2 separate regions of the Homo sapiens genome follow, and region 2 is linked to region 1. Evidence: chromatin contacts called from ENCODE Hi-C or POLR2A ChIA-PET data. All regions are on one chromosome and are shown on one strand. The core of a region is the stretch at or near the end of the contact, and the rest is flanking DNA. Distances in the headings are between cores, read along the strand shown. Region 1 overlaps MUC5B (mucin 5B, oligomeric mucus/gel-forming). Region 2 overlaps LINC02689 (long intergenic non-protein coding RNA 2689).

What was found. A loop is a pair of places that touch in the nucleus more often than their neighbours do. ChIA-PET counts read pairs that join two places held with the same protein, here RNA polymerase II (POLR2A).
Region 2: a loop to region 1 is called in a map of HepG2, with 5 times the contacts of the local background. The contact joins two enhancer-like sites. A Hi-C loop is called at or near these places in 1 of 168 maps with a recorded cell type or tissue (HepG2). POLR2A ChIA-PET finds 5 or more read pairs at or near these places in 4 of 52 experiments (CD8-positive, alpha-beta memory T cell, Panc1 and WTC11).

What each region holds. Positions count from the first base shown.
Region 1 is chr11:1,260,644-1,265,787 of GRCh38, reverse strand. MUC5B (mucin 5B, oligomeric mucus/gel-forming) reads right to left here. Exons shown (of 49, transcript NM_002458.3): 48 at 5,060-5,144; 49 at 3,616-4,399. The coding sequence ends at 4,180. Among named protein-coding and RNA genes, the nearest start is that of MIR6744, 6.6 kb to the right of the region's middle. RefSeq lists enhancers at 1,126-1,185, 3,080-3,585 and a silencer at 3,149-3,298. Within about 2 kb of position 3,052, at least 26 of the 41 ENCODE cell types and tissues checked have a DNase peak (open chromatin) inside an H3K27ac peak, as active enhancers do.
Region 2 is chr11:1,355,890-1,360,872 of GRCh38, reverse strand. LINC02689 (long intergenic non-protein coding RNA 2689) reads right to left here. Exons shown (of 5, transcript XR_930972.2): 2 at 65-158. Among named protein-coding and RNA genes, the nearest start is that of LINC02689, 8.1 kb to the right of the region's middle. RefSeq lists enhancers at 637-1,136, 1,137-1,638. Within about 2 kb of position 2,497, at least 2 of the 41 ENCODE cell types and tissues checked have a DNase peak (open chromatin) inside an H3K27ac peak, as active enhancers do.

The DNA.
Region 1 (5,144 bases), core at 1,803-4,302:
CGCCTCAATTTCAGAACATTTACGGAAACACCTGAATGTCCAGGCAGAAGCTTGCTGCAGGGGCGGGGCCCTCATGGACAACCTCTGCTAGGGCAGTGCAGAAAGGAAATGTGGGGTTGGAGCCCCCACACAGAGTCCCTACTGGGCCACCGCCTAGTGGAGCTGTGAAAAGAGGGCCACTGTCTTCCAGACCCCAGAAAGGTAGATCCACCAACAGCTTGTACCATGTGCCTGGAAAAGCCACAGACACTCAACACCAGCCCATGAAAGCAGCCAGGAGGGAGGCTGTATCCTCCAAAGCCACAGGGGAGGAGCTGCCCAAGACCATGAGAACCCACCTCTTGCATCAGCGTGAACTGGACATGACACCTGGAGTCAAAAGAGATCATTTTGGAGCTTTAAAATTTGACAGCCCCGCTGGATTTTGGACTTGCATGGGCCCTGTAGCCCCTTTGTTTTGGCCAATTTCTCCCATTTGGAACAGCTATATTTACCCAATACATGTACCCTCATTGTATCTAGGAAGTAACTAACTTGCTTTTGATTTTACAGGTTCATAGGCAGAAGGGACTTGCCTCGTCTCAGATGAGATGTTGAACTGCAGACTTTTGGGTTAATGCTGAAATGAATTAAGACTTTTGGGGATGGTTAGGAAGGCATGATTGGTTTTGAAATGTGAGGACATGAGATTTGGAGGTATCAGGGCAGAATGATATGGTTTGGCTGTGTCCCCACCCAAATCTCACCTTGAATTGTATCTTCCAGAATTCCCACGTTGTGGGAGGGACCCAGGCAGAGGTAATTGAATCATGGGGGCCAGTCTTTCATGTGCTATTTTTGCGATTGTGATTAAGTCTCACGAGATCTGATGGGTTTATCAGGGGCTTCCACTTTTGCTTCTTCCTCATTTTCTGTTGCCACTGCCATGTAAGAAGTGCCTTTCATCTCCCACCATGATTCTGAGGCCTCCCCCAGCCATGTGGAACTGTAAGTCCAATTAAACCTCTTTTTCTTCTCAGTCTTGGGTATGAAGACAGTGTGAAAACGGACTAATACATCCCCATGATCCCCACATGTCATGGGAGGGACACTGGGAGTGATTGGATCATGGGGGTGGTTTCCCCCATGCTGTTCTCGTGATAGTGAGTGAATTCTCACGAGATCTGGTGGTTTCCTAAGCATCTGGCATCTCCCCTGCTAGGTCTCATTCTCTCTACTGCCACCTTGTGAAGAAAGTGCCTGCTTCTGCTTCACCCTCCACCATGATTGTAAGTTTCCTGAGGCCTCCTCAGCCAGGCAGAACTGTGAGTCAGTTAAACCTCTTTTCTTTATAAATTACCCAGTCTCAGGTATTTCTTTGTAGCAGTGCGAGAATGGCCTCATACAAAAAGTTTTGGGCCCCCCTCTCAGCACTTCCCAAATGTTTCCTTTTCGGGATATCTGCTGGCTTTGCAGATGATTTAGTTTCTTGTTTTCAATTGCTGCTATTTTAAAGTTTCTTTCTATCATTGTCACAGTTTCTGTGTCTGTAGGGGAAGACAGGCCCACTTTTCCATCTGGAAACCAGAAATCCCTTTTAAAACGTCTTTAAAGTCTAAGTAACATTGGTTTGTATTCACTGTGTTTATTTATTTATTTAATTTTAATTTTTATTTTTTTTGAGACGGAGTCTCACTCTGTCACCCAAGCTGGAATGCAGTGGCGCGATCTCGGCTCACTGCAAGCTCTGCCTCCCGGGTTCACGCCATTCTCCTGCCTCAGCCTCCTGAGTAGCTGGGACCACAGGCGCCCGCCACCACGCCTGGCTAATTTTTGGTATTTTTAGTAGAGATGGGGTTTCACCGTGTTAGCCAGGATGGTCTCGATCTCCTGACCTCGTAATCCGCCCGTCTCAGCCTCCCAAAATGCTGGGATTACAGGCATGAGCCACCGCGCCTGGCCCACTGTGTTTATTTTTATAGTTACTTGCTCTGGGGCATTGCAGAGCCCTGTGGTTTTGAGTGTGGCCTCGACTTGGGCTGCCTGGATGTGAGCCCAGCTTTCCCCCTGACAGAACCACACCTTTTCATTGCTTTGTGCCTCAGTGTTCCCATCTGTGGAGTGGGAGACACAATAGCAGACACCACACAGGGTATTGTCAGGATTGAATGATACGGTTCTGGGGCACAGAGACAGCACAGCATGGGCCTCTGAGAGGGGTGCTTGTACCCATACACCGACATAAATGGGTCTAAGGAAACCATCGCACCATGGGAATGACTGAGGTTTCGGAAACCATTTGTTTACACGTGGCGGAATGCAGACCCAGGTCAGGCAGTGACCTGGCGCAACCTCCAGACAATCAGCCTCGGAGACGCAGGGTAAACCTATAGAAGCTCACCCCAGTGGTGACCAACCTAGCCCACCGCCCACCAGAGCCCACCTGCAACCTTGTCAGGCCCCTGCCTATCTCCAGCCCAGTCCTGGGGTGGCTGGCCCTGCTGGGCCTCGGCAAGGAGGGCAGGAGAGGCTGGAGCTCTGGAGCGCTGGCAGGGGCCTGGCTGGGCCCCCAGGAGCTGGGAGCTCTGTAAATGTACAGTGTGATGGCATCACTTCCTGGGCAGGGCAGGACCCACCCAAGGGCACAGGGCAGAGGCAGGCCCCGGTGTGGGGAAGGCCCCGCTCTGCACCCACACCACAGGCTTCTGCAGCCAGGCACGAGCATTGCTTTTGTCTCCCCAGGCCACGGTCTGCCTGTAGCCACCCCCTGCCCAGTAGGAGGTCATTTTGTGTCCAAAGCTCCCTGCATCCTGCTATGCCTAGGTCCTGGCTGGCACCACCTTCACTGTCTTCCCTGCCCACACCTGCAGCCCCAGCTGCTGACCCCACCCATCCCACAGGCTCCCCGATACCCTGCTGTCTGCACCGGGTGCTCTCTGCTCTGGACAGAGCAATAGAAAGGAAGGGCAGAAAGCCCTGCCCGTGCGTGTGGAGGCGGGACAGGAGGTGGGACAGGAGGCGGGACAGGAGGCGCGACAGGAGGCGGGACAGGAGGCGGGACAGGAGGCGGGACAGGAAGCCAGCAAGCTCACGTGTCGCTTGCGTAGCAAGTGCCCCAAGGAAAGCATTCCCGGAGAGGTGCGCGTGGAACAGGGTGAAAGGCGGCCCCGCAGGGCCCAGCACCAGCCTGGGAGCATTGCACCTGGCTCCGTGCACCTGCCCTGGGGGGCAGCTGCCTCCCCGCTGACCGGGCCTGGTCGCCTGCTTGCCCCACTGACTGCCTCCATCTTCCTACATGAGCTGGTTTCCTCACACAATCCCCTACACTGGAAATAACAGCCGGGGTGACCTCTGAGTCCTGGCGGCCCCCTGCCCCCTGTCCCCTGGGCAGTGCTCCCACAGCCCAAGACTGACTCTCGGGGTGCCCACAGGGGCATGTGGATGACCAAGCGGCTCCTTGTCCCCCACCCTGCCTGGCCTTCCCAGAGGCTTCCTGGTCCTTCAGTGGCTGCTGGGGGTCCTGGACTGCCCCCCGGATGTGTCCTCCAGCCTGCAGGCCCCAGGCAAGCAGCCCACAGAGGACCTGGACAGCCTGGGAAAGACGGTAGGCAAGAAAAGACGTCAGGACAGGAAACGTACTCAATGCTCAGGGTTTATTTGCAAAACTGGGCTGGGTTGAGCAGAGGGGGCTTTGGGATGCTGACCCCTCTCTGACCTGGCCGTTGCGACCTCAGCCCTGAGTTACCCTGCAGCAGGCATGGACAGGCGGCCGCCTTGCCTGTCGCAGCTTCCTGGCAGCAGCTGGCCTTGCCTGGACCAGCCTGTCTGCCCCAGCGGCCGGACGTGGCCAGCTGGAATCCGTGCTGCGCGGGCGCTCCGGCCGTGGCAGGGACACATAGGCCCGCACATGCTTAGTTTGTTCCAGGGCGTCCCAGTGACATCAGGGAGGGGCAAGGCCAAGGTGGGCCACAGGCTCTCCCAGGGTAGGACTCCTGAGTGGCGCCCTCCCGAAAGGGGTCCTGCTGGCCCCTCACCCTTCTGGGGCCGGTTTCACCCACGGGGTGGGCAGCAGGAGCACGGAGCGCGGGGTGCCACACACAGGCCGGGGGGCTCCGCAGAGGAGGCCCAAGGTTTTCATGATCAGACAATGCACATCCTGGCTCCAGGTGGACAGAGCATGGGGATGGAGGCAGAACGTTCTCAGACAGCAGTGGCCTCCTGGGCCGGGAAGCCACGGGTGTGTGGGGGAGCCATGGGCGCAGGGACACAGAAGGGCGTGCAGCCACACTCATCCACGTGGGTGTAGGTGTGCAGGATGGCTGAGCCGTTAGGACAGTGCAAGGGCACCGTCTCCTCGTGGACCCGCCTCTCCTGGCAGCAGGTGCACTGGTGCTGCATGGCCTGGGCCTCTGCTGAGTACCTGTGGACGCAGGGTGGCCCTCACATCAGCCACCTTGGCCCCGCCGTTTCTCTGCCCAGCCATGGTGACACATGGGCCTCTGGGGTCCTGGGCCAGACGGCCGCCCCCTTCTGTCCACAGTGGCCTGCTCTGTGGGCACGTGAGGCTTCACCTTCTCAGGATGGGGCAGCTCTGGGCCCCCAGGGTCCCTTGGCTCCCGGCTCTGTCTTCTGTGGCCTGCACTTCCCCTGTCTGAACCAGCTCCTCCAATCCTGCTGACCCTAAGCAGCCCTTGACCCTTCCTCCTGCCTCTTCTAGCTAAGGGTCAACCCTTCTGGCCCCTCCTGCTGACAGCCAACCACAGTGGCAAGCCATGGGGGGCTTCACAGAAGGCTCTGGTTCCACCCACCCTCCCCAGGGGGACACCTGGACCTGGGTTCGCAGCGGGGAGCTCTGTGCCATGTGGCTCGGCTCAGCCGGGCCCTGGCCTGGCTAGGAGAGCGGCCCCAGGCTTTCTGCCAATGGACGTGGAGAGGGGGAGCCCTGCTGGGGAGCCCCTTCCCTCCTTCCTGGAGCTGGCGTAGGCCCTCCTGACCCAGAGCAGGCTGCCAGCCAGCTGACGGGCCAGGGCGGACCCACCACACGCAGGTGCTCTTGGCACAGGGCCAGGAGCCCACTCACTTGGACGCTCCGGGGCAGGAGCCCTCGCAGAAGGTGATGTTGACCTCGGTCTCGCAGCCCTGGTGCCACAGGATGGTCGTGTTGA
Region 2 (4,983 bases), core at 1,248-3,747, 96 kb before region 1:
ACAAGCACCAGTGCCTTCCAGGGCAATTCCCAGCCACCAGGGGAGTGAGGAATCAAACACTCACACTCAGTTTCCAGGTAGGTCCAGACAGTTCCAGACAACACTGGCACCAGCTGAGAGCACACGGGGCAATGCTGCAGCCTCATCTGGGGATGGCCCTGTAGGGAGGCAGGACAGGGGCGTCGTCCTAGCGAGCAGCGCTTGGGGCGGCCTCACTGGCTGTGTCCTGTGCCTGGACAAGAGGACAGGACCAGACCTCTTCAGGGGATGTGGCTAACGGTTTGCCGGATGGTCCGGGACTTGGAAGCCATCTGTTTGAAAGGTTGATGACAAGGAGGCTGGGGAGAGACTTGTGGACGAACCTTTCCAGAGGGGCACAGGACGTGGGGATATTTGCGTGTCCACGGAGGAGGCTCATCACAGCCAGCTGAACACACGGCTTGTTTTGGGGATGTCACCAGCCACCCCAGGCATGCTTGATGGCTCCTGGGCAGTGCCCACAGCAGTGAGCATGGAAGCTGCGCCCAGCCTCAGACATGGGCCCCCCACCACGGCCAAAAGCCCAACAACCAACAGCAGAGAGCCAGAGCTGTGGGCCTGAAACTGCACTGTTCCCCACGGGATGAGCCGGTCACGGGGGGAGGTTGGTTTCACTGGACCCCTCCATCAGGGAGGGTGCAACGATGTGTCCCGGTTGGAATAGACGCTTCCTCTGGACATGAGTTTCTGTCCCTGGTCATGGCACTTCTGCCGACACCACATGCAGAGTCTGAGCAGCTGTCATGGTCCTCCACAAAGCATTAGCTGCGACCCAGGGCCCCATTCCACAGAGGAAAGGGAGAGAAAGGGCTCAGGCCCATGCGTTCCCTTGCTGTACCTGGGCCACGTCACCCCCATCATGGGCTGTTGAAGGCTCACTTGTGTGACAATGTGTGACAGCTGTCTACAGGACGAGGCCTCTGGAGGGTGTGGTCCCACAAGGTGGGCCAGGTCCATGTGTGATGTTCTCCCAGAGCCGGGACACGTAGGCCCAGGGTGGTTCCCTGCACCATGGCCCTAGTGACGCACCGGCTAAGCCCATGCTCCCCGCGTCAGCACGTCTGGGTTTTGCAGGTGCTGAGGTGGTGCGGAGTATTCACGTCACACACACGCTTCCCCTGAAGGGGACGCCTGGACAGCCACAGGCCCAGGAGTCCTCTTGCCACCAGAGCAGTAGACCTCCTGCTGGGGCAGCGGGCTCAGGCGGCCAAGGACAGTCAGGACGGCTCCTTCAAGGGAGCAGCGGGAGGAGGCTGAGCCTGGAGTCTCCCCAAGACCACCTGGAAGCCAAAGTTCATGAATGACATTTTGTTGTTTTTATGTTTTGCTATTTTTTTTTTTTTGAGACAGAGTCTCGCTCTGTCGTCCAGGCTGGAGTGCAGTGGTGTGATCTCAGCTCACTGCAACCTCTGCCTCCTGGATTCAGGTGATTCTCCTGCCTCAGCCTCCTGAGTAGCTGGGATTACAGGCGCCCGCCACCACGCCTGGCTAATTTTTGTATTTTTAGTAGAGACGGGGTTTCACCATGTTGGCCAGGATGGTCTCAAACTCCTGACCTCAGGTGATCCGTCCGCCTCGGCCTCCCAAAATGCTGGGATTACAGGCATGAGCCACTGCGCCCGACCATGGATGGCATTTTGGAACAACCCCAAAGAAAAGGACGAATAACGGCTCAGTCCCTTTGAGAACACAATGGCTATGGAGCCACGGACAGGACACCGTGCCGTGCAGAGGCGGCGGCGGGGCTGGGGCAGCCACGCACGTTTTCTCCTCCCACCACTTCCCCTCCTTGAGCCCTTCCCTGCTGTTTTACATGGGGTGTGGTCAGCATTTATTTATTTACTTATTTATTTATTTTATTTTTCCATAAGTTATTGGGGTACACGTGGTATTTGGTTCCAGGAGTGAGTTCTTGAGCTCTGATCTGCGAGATCCTCGTGCACTCATTACCTGAGCAGTATACACTGCACCCTATTTGTTGTCTTTTATCCCTCGCCCCCTCCCATTCTTCCCCTCCAAGTCCCCAAAGTCCACTGTATCATTCTTATGCCTTCGCGTCCTCACAGCTTAGCTCCCACATATCAGTGAGAACACACAATGTTTGGTTTTCTGTGGTCAGCTTTTAAACTTGGTATCTGATTTACAGGATGGCAAGAGAGGACCAGTGTTGACCTAGAAAAGCAGCTCGCCTGGACTGGAGGTTGCCACACCGACTCACAGGCCTCTGTTTACCCGTGCGGGGGGATGGCAGGTGGGCCTCACTGGAGAGCCGTCGCTGGGGGGCAGCAGCCGGGTGGCGTGGGCCTCACTGGAGAGCCATAGCCAGGAGGGAGCAGCCGGGTGGCGTGGGCCTCACTGCAGAGCCGTCGCCGGGAGGGAGCAGCCGGGTGGCCTTACAGGAAGTCTTCACTCTGCAGCAGGGCAGGCCTGGCCAGTGACCAGAAGCAGGCCGTGCTGGCCTGTTTGCTGGTCACAGCCCTGCACACCCCCACCCTCATGTGCTTTCCTCCCACAGCGCAGGAGAAGCTTGGACTACACCACTTGGGATGTCTTTCCTGAATGGTTCTGGGTCAGCCTCTGCCCGTGGCATCATCCAGGAGCCCTGAGTGTGGCGGCAGCATCTTCTGAGCCTGTGCCTGGTGCTGCACAAAGCAGGGGCCAGGCAGCAACTCCCCTGCCTCTCCTGTCCAGAGCCCACCTTCCCAGGTCTCCCGAAAGCCTCTCAACCTCTGTGCTCCCTACAATCCAACAGTTGAGTTCCTCGGGGAAGTGGAGAAGGAATCGGAAGACTGAGGAGTGCAGAAGGTTGGGTGGAGCTCAGGCATGACCAGCTCACCCGCCCGAGTCTCCCAGGAGATAGTCACTCCATGGCCCAGCCTTGTGATTTGCCACAAAAACAGTGCAAAAAGAAAAACCACATGTCAATTTCAATAGAGGCAAGATAAATACTTGATAAAATTCAACAGTATTTTAAGATAAAACTCTTACCAAACTAGGAATAAAATAATTTTTTTAACTTTATAAAAGGAATACGCAAAAAAAACCAAAAAAAAACAAAAAAAAACAAAGCACAGCAACCATCACAATTACACATTTTTAAATAAAATCAGGAATGAGACAACTCACCCTCACTGCCTCTAACCCACAAAGAACTTGAGGACCCACTCACCACCAGACAAGAAAAAGCAACAACGGGCCGGGCGCGGTGACTCATGCCTGTAATCCCAGCACTTTGGGAGGCCGAGGCGGGTGGATCATGAGATCAGGAGATCAAGACCATCCTGGCTAACATGGTGAAACCCCGTCTCTACTAAAAATACAAAAAAATTAGCCGGGCGTGGTGGCGGGCGCCTGTAGTCCCAGCTACTCGGGAGGCTGAGGCAGGAGAAGGGCATGAGCCCGGGAGGCAGAGCTTGCAGTGAGCCGAGATCGCGCCACTGCACTCCAGCCTGGGTGACAGAGAGAGACTCCATCTCAAAATAAATAAATTAATAAATAAATAAAATAAATTTTAAAAAGAAACAATGGATATTAAAAATTGGAAACAAAGAAACTAAACTATGTATTGAGGAAATGATTACTTACAAAAAATACTGCAATCCACAAATTATGAGAATTAAAATAGTTTAACAAGATGCTCCAATCTAGAAATCAACATTCGAAAGTCATTTGCAGTTTTCTATATGGGCATCAAACACAAATGTGAAAATTCAAACCCCAAAATAAAAAATACTTAGGAATAAACCTAACAAAATACATATAAGATCTGTGAGCAGAAAATTATTAAAGTTTAATGAAAGACTTCAAAGAAGACCAGAGAGAGAGAGACAGAGTGAGAGAGAGCAAGAGAGAGACAGCATGAGAGAGCGAGAGAGAGGGAGAGACACAGAGAGAGAGCGAGAGAGACAGAGAGAGAGAGAGAGCAAGAGAAACAGAGAGAGAGAGAGACAGAGAGAGAGCCACAGAGAGCATGAGAGAGCGAGAGAGAGAGACACAGAGAGAGCGAGAGAGAGCGACAGAGAGAGCAAGAGAGAGAGCGAGAGAGACAGAGAGAGAGAGAGCCACAGAGAGAGTGAGAGAGAGCAACAGAGAGAGAGCATGAGAGAGTGAGAAACACAGAGAGAGAGCGAGAGAGACAGAGAGAGAGAGAGCAAGAGAAACAGAGAGAGCGACAGAGACAGAGAGTGAGAGAGAGCGACAGAGAGAGAGCATGAGAGAGCGAGAGGGACACAGAGAGAGCGAGAGAGACAGAGACAGACAGCAAGAGAGACAGAGAGAGCGAGAGAGAGTGACAGAGAGCATGAGAGAGCGAGAGAGAGTGAGAGACACAGACAGTGAGAGAGAGCGACAGAGAGAGCAAGAGAGAGAGCGAGAGTGAGAGAGAGAGAGACAGAGAGAGAGCGAGAGAGACAGAGCGAGAGAGAGCAAGAGACAGACAGAGAGAGAGCAAGAGAGAGAGCGAGAGAGACAGAGTGAGAGAGCGAGAGAGACAGAGAGAGAGCGAGAGAGAGAGAGCAAGAGAGAGAGAGGTTTGTGTGTGGGAGTCAATGTTGTAACAATGTTATTCCTTCCCTCTGTAATATCTGTGTACAATGCAACTCCTATCTAAATTTCACCGGCATTGTTTGCAGAGGCAGGGAAAGGGAGTTGATAAGAAGGCAGAAAAGGGCCACAAAGATAAAGTAGTCTAAGCTCCAGAAGCTCCGAGTGCCGTGGTGACGGCAGGGCAGCGTAGGTGGACGGCAGGGGAGCATGGGTGGACGGCAGGGCAGCATGGGTGGGTGGCAGGGCAGCGTGGGTGGACAGCCAGTGCTGGGGCCGGGTAGAAAGTTGGTATTCTGAAAAAATCACATCTGCCTTTTCTCCTGTCCTATTCTCAGTGGGTCCCTAACCCAGGCAAGGAAAAGAGGGGCTGTTTGTGGTGGTTCACACCTGTAATCCCAG